Linked DNA regions of Mus musculus: region 1 is linked to region 2. The links are chromatin loops, found by intact Hi-C in ENCODE. Cell type or tissue: gastrocnemius. All regions are shown on one strand. Links, peaks and the distances in the headings refer to the core of each region. The heading gives the core; the rest is flanking DNA. Region 1 has its middle 13 kb from the start of Gm41214. Region 2 holds the start of n-TEttc6 (a tRNA gene).

What was found. A loop is a pair of places that touch in the nucleus more often than their neighbours do. Peaks named below come from ENCODE experiments on the same cell type or tissue, not always from the same donor. Only the 100,000 strongest peaks of a DNase experiment are listed, where the experiment ranks them.
Region 1: a loop joins it to region 2, with 2.4 times the contacts of the local background. A loop is called at or near these places in 2 of 42 quality-filtered maps.

What each region holds. Positions count from the first base shown.
Region 1 is chr14:76,216,304-76,219,218 of GRCm38, reverse strand. No RefSeq gene overlaps it. Among named protein-coding and RNA genes, the nearest start is that of Gm41214, 13 kb to the right of the region's middle. In gastrocnemius, for the core only: no CTCF peak of the experiment used is centred there; no DNase peak of the experiment used is centred there; H3K4me3 peaks cover 1,878 bases; H3K27ac peaks cover 2,041 bases.
Region 2 is chr14:76,150,924-76,153,838 of GRCm38, reverse strand. n-TEttc6 (a tRNA gene) reads right to left here and starts at 1,065; the gene lies at 994-1,065. In gastrocnemius, for the core only: a CTCF peak has its summit at 1,604; DNase peaks (open chromatin) are centred at 1,118, 1,512, 2,144, 2,479 and 1 more place; H3K4me3 peaks cover 2,032 bases; H3K27ac peaks cover 2,025 bases.

The DNA of each region.
Region 1 (2,915 bases), core at 246-2,745, 65 kb before region 2:
GTGCCACCATACTCGGCTTTACACTAGGGTCTTAAAATACACCTGCACTAAAGTTACTACTGTTATTATTCCTATCTTACAGATGTAGAAACTGAGGCACGGGGTGTTTAAGTAATCTTCTTAAGAGTAAGTCATTTCCAGGTTAGTTCAAACTTTCTTTAGAGCCATCCTTCCCAGTAGAGTAGATGTTGGCCATACAGCGCTACCATGCCCTGAAGTTTGCTTCATCTCGATTAAGATGTGTGGTGTGTGTAAAATATAGATTTTGATGATTTGTATAGTGAAAAGAATGTAACAAATCACACTAATAATTTTTGAAATCGCATTATTTGTGTGTGTGTGTGTGTGTGTGTGTGTGTGTGTGTGTGTGTGTGTGTGTGTATACCTCAAATGAGTGTAAGTACTCACAGCGGCCAGAAGAGGGCATCAGGCCCCCTGAAATTAGAGTTATAGAAGTTTGTAAACCTCCCAGTGTGGGTTCTGGGAAACAAAGTAGGAACTTCCGGGAGAGGGGCAAGCACTCCTAACCACTGAGCCACCTCTCTGAAGTAGCACTGATTTTTTAAAATATTAATTATGGGCTAGTGAGATAGATCAGCAGGTAAAGGTATTTGTCTTGAAAGCCGGGTAGCTTGAGTTTAATACTGAAAGTCACAGTAGAAGGAGAAAGCCAGCACCTTAAAGTTGTCCTCTGACCCCACATACACTATAGCCCATGAACACACACATTCACACACACATCATACATATTAACACACATACAATATAATAAAATATTTTTACTTAAAAAGCTATTATTTGTTAAAATATCTGAGCTATATTATATAGGATGAAACATGGCATTAAAATTAATTTCACCTTAGGTTTTATGTGGCTCTTAGATAAATTAACATCTGTATGACCTGTACTAGTGGCTCAAATTGTGTCTATGGGGCCACATGTTGCCGACCTTGAATTTTTCACCATTTTGCCTTCCCTTCCAAGAGGAAGAGTCTATACTACTTGTGTTTCTGAGAAAGTGTTGCCTTTTTTGCCCTCCCTTATGTATGTGGGGAAATTGAGGTCTAAGATAGTAAAGAACAGAAGTCAAACATTAACCCAACGCAATCTCCAGACATGCTAAGAGAACAAGAGAGCACACACTCTCCTCCCAGTGTGACAGGTTGGACCTGCTTTTCTAGCTTGCTCTGAAGCCACCGAATTCAAGGTTAGCAGCCATGTGCGGTCCAGCATCTGATCATAGCCAAGGCTGTTCCTGCTTTCATTCTTGCTTTCCATTCGGGATGCATCGCAGCAGGCTGGGAAGGTGCCAGTTTGTGAAGCTTTTATCCTGGAACCATGGGTTATTTTTATAGGACCAATATAGTAGTCCTAATTAATGGCAATTGTTGGTTCCCTTTACCAAGGCACATGTACAATACGCTGACTGGGCCACTGGAGTTAAGAGTGTGTACAGCTATTGCAGAGGACCCGAGTTCTGTTGCCAGGACAGGCATTGACAACTGCCTGCGACTTCAGGTCTATAGAGAAGTTGATGCCTTCTTTTGATCTCCATGGGTACCATCCCCCCACCCTTGAACCCATACACAGACACTAACATGATTTCAAAGAATGAAATGATGACAAGGCACATTCCACTTCATTGCAAGGCACAAGGTCTCCTTAACAAAGCTAAGCTGTTCCACAGCTCTACCAGAGAAGACAAGGCTGCATTTTCTTATTTTCCCATGAAAGGACCCCAAACAGGAAATAGTTCCTGAAACAGGAGCTTTTCCACAGCTCTGACATAACAGAGCAGGACGTGACAATGAAAACCACAGTTCACCGAAACTCCTGCTGAGCTCCAGGAGCGCCCAGCCCCAACCCCAACCCCAACCCCAACCCCATCCTGTGCTGGGCATTTCCCATTACCGCTTACTTGCTCAATGCGCTTGCGCACAGGGCAGCGTCTCAGCTTCGTTGTTCCTCTATGACGTCTATACCCAGCCTTTATAACAGTCCAAGTTTTTGCACCTGTGCCCAGCCCCCAGCTTGACCTTTTCGAGTTCTTCCTCCAAGTTTTTCTTGTATTGATCTTTCTCTCTAAAACCTTCTAACTCTTTTCTGTCCCTTGAAAGCTTGCAAACGAAGGGGTTATGGCACTGAAAACCACACTGTGGAAGTGGTGAGGCTGGTTCTTCTCCGCAGCCCCTCCTTCACAAGGATTAAGTGTTCCTAGGTTATGTCCCAGTGATGGGCAGCTGTCCCCACACCCTTTAGGATCAGTTAATGACAGAGGGAACAGACCTCAGTCTAAATATAAGCTCAACTGTTCTCTCACCAGTTCCCGGCTCCTCTCATTGAATGTTACCTTTCTCCTTGTGTTAACTAGCTCTCCCATTCGCTGTGGCAAGGTGGAGGAGTACTGAAAACCCCGATGCTCAGATTCAGGTCCCTGCTCCTCCGCTGACTGTTTTTGGCTTTAAACTTGAGTCCAGTTGCTCCATGAAGTATTGACAGATCAGACTGGCTGACTCCTAAAAGCCCTTGCTGTCTATGACCCCTCTGGAAATTAGTTTTCACTTCTCAAAATGTTGATTTCCTGTGCCTCTGACTCGGTAGCTCTGTGGTGACCTGTGAGAAGCTGACTGGCCAGGTCCCCTTGCAAGGTATTTATGGTAATTGCATCCCACACTCCGGGGAAATGCCCGAGTTATATTATAGGTGCAACGGGGTTAACATAATCTTTTTGTTTAACAGAAAGGAAGTTAATCTGCAACGTTCATTTCTAGGAAACTTGAGTGTGAACTGAGTGGACATTCAGTTGTATAAGGAGCTCAGGAAATGGTTTATTTTCTGTTTTAGGGATTCCCACCTAAATAGAAGCACCCCATCTACCCTCCAGTGTACTTCCAGAATTGTTGGTCATCTCCAAA
Region 2 (2,915 bases), core at 187-2,686:
ACTAAATATTTCTGAAAACCTATTTTTTCTTCCCTCTCTCAGACCTTTTCTTTTTCATTAATTTAATTATTTATTCACTTTGCCTCCCAATACCTGACCCACCCTCTCCTCCCAGTTCCCCTACTACAGCTCCCCCACCCGGCCCATTCCCCCATCCCCTTCTCCTCTGGGAATGGGGACGTCTCCCTGGGTTCCTCCCCTTCCCGCCCCCCTACCCCACATCAAGTCTCTGCGGGACTAGCGCATCCTTTCCCACGGAGGCCAGACAAGGCCGCCCACACACGGTCATGTTGCAGACAGGAGCTTAGCATAGCTGTCCACGGAGAGGCTCCACCCCCAGCCCATGGAAACAGATGCAGAAACCCACAGTCAAACATCAGATGCAGCCCCGGGAGTCTTGTGGAAGATTTAGGGGAAGGATCGAGGGCTCGGAAGGGGATGGGAACTCCACAGGAAGACCAACATAAAGTTAACTAGCGTGGATCCTTGGGCCTCGCAGAGACTGAACCACTAACCAAAGAGCTAGCATAGGCTAGACCTAGGCTCCTCACAAATATGTAGGAGATGTGCAGCTTGGTTGTTATGCGGGTCTTCCAGCAACAAGAGCGAGGGGCCGTCCCTGAATCTATTTCCTGTCTGTAGATCTCGTTTTCCTCTTTCCTTTTAACCCCAGTTAAGTGAGACGTCTGAATCTCGTTCAGACAGGTTCATGCAGCCTCCGAGTCTATAATCCCCCTAAATTGCACCCTTTCTGTCAAAGAGTTCGATTTCTTTGGTCGAGTCCAAATGCCAGGGGAGGGGTGTGCGATCTCTCGTTTTCTTTCTTCCCAGCCATCACTTTAGCCCTGTATGCCGTTTCTCTTAAGTCTCTTTCTGTGGCGTTGCGGCTCAGAGAATGGGATATAAACTCTAAAAACTCACTTCTCAAGTCAGGGCAGTGTGAATCCAGTGTCTTCTGTGAACCTAGTGTCTTTATTCTAAAAGATATTGGCGTTCCCACACCGGGAGTCGAACCCGGGCCGCCTGGGTGAAAACCAGGAATCCTAACCGCTAGACCATGTGGGAGACGACAAGTGTGTCACAGAGCTCAGACAAATTGAGTCTCTTCACTCCGCTCCTCCCATAATCTGCAGACTCCACCCATGACTGTAAACTTGGTTCTGCGCATGCGTGAACCACTTTCCCACACTGCGCTCTGCAGTTTTCTGGTCCCGATCTTTTGTGGCGCCATCGGATCCACAATGACAAAGCATCGGTTCTCCCCTGATGCTGCTGGTCTCCGTGGGACCAGAGCTCTGCATAGAAGCGGCTGTGGCACGCAGGCTACCTCTACTGCTGCAGTCACGCCAAGCCAGAAGGCTGGCTGCGGCTCTCACCCAGGTGCCCAGCCACCAATCCTCTTTAGGACGCCGGGAACCCGGTGGCCAGGAGGCCGCCTTCCTTCTCTGGCACTTCTCGGTGGATCGGAGCCGCGCACAGAGACGATGCTCAGTCACACAGTTCTTTCTGTTGATGTTGGATCCCCTTAAATCCTGCCTGCCTCCGGTCCTGACCCCGGGAACTTGGAAGAGCCTGGGGCTGGTCTTCTACGGCTTCCGAGTGACACCCAGAGGCAGGCGCGCAACAGTTCCGAAATAGAAAAAGTTGGCCGTGTTCGCCCTACAATGATAAAAAGATCCTTGGCTAGGAGAGCGCGGGATCTGAGCAGCCAACAAAGAGGCTAGCAGCTACAACCGCAATATCTACTATGCACAGGAGAAACCTCTTCCCGAAGTTCGCCCGTCCACCCACCGCCGGCAACTTCTATACTAGCTTTGATGTTTCCTTTTTTTTTTTTTTTTCCATGAGGTGTCATTTTGAGCGACACCTGTTTGGGAACGTCCAGAATACTCTCCAAAGCTAACCTTACCACCTATAGAGAGCCCTGCATCCTATTTCTGAATTTAGGGAGTGGATCAGGCAGAGATTTCATGTTTGGCTTCCAATTTTTAGTCTCAGGATAATAATTTTAGGTATATTATAAATAAATTTAGGTATATTACAGTTTCAAGGATCTAAATCACCAATGCTACCTATTCGTTGGGTGGCTGCCATCCATGGGATATAACCAAATACAAGTTTACTTTTTCTTTTAAAAAATAAAAACAAGAGTTTCCCTATATAGACTGAGCTAGCCCGTAGCTCATGCAAACCTGCCTCCGGAGTGCTGCGACCAACAGCGCGCATCACCTCGCCCTGCTGAAAGTTTACATTTTAAAAGTTTTCGTTATTATATATTTAAATGTACAGTGATGGGTTTCATTGTAACGTTTTCACACGTGCATAATGTATTTTGATCATATTCACCCCATACCCTCCTGACAAACCGGATCCTGCTGGTTCTCTTCCTCTGTTGAGGCTGTGTGTGTGTGTGTGTGTGTGTGTGTGTGTGTGTGTGTGTGTGTACCAACATACTTAGGGATAGTTACCTGAACACTGGGAAAAGGTTTACAGGTTCATGGGCACCTGGCCAGTGGCTATACCATTGAGGAAAATATCTTCCCCTCCCCCAGCAGCCATTAACCCAATATTTCCTCAGGAATGGGTGGAGACTCCTGAGTTCAGCAAAGCACCCCCTCCCTCAATCTTAACTGTAAATCACATGATAGAGGTACTCCACCCCCACCCCCACTCCCAATCCCTCCCGAACAAGTTTGCTTTTGTCTCACTACTTCCTAAAACTGAAACTCCCGGGGTTGTTTGTTTGTTTGTTTCTTTGTTTTAACCACTGGACAGTAACTACCAGAAACCTTCTAGGTTCTTTAAGTAAAAAGAACAGACAGCAATTCAATCGATTATAGACAAGTCTCTGACCTCTATCCCATTCTAGGTTTGGGAGTAATTGCTGGCTTCTGGTTCTCCATGTTTACTGTGGG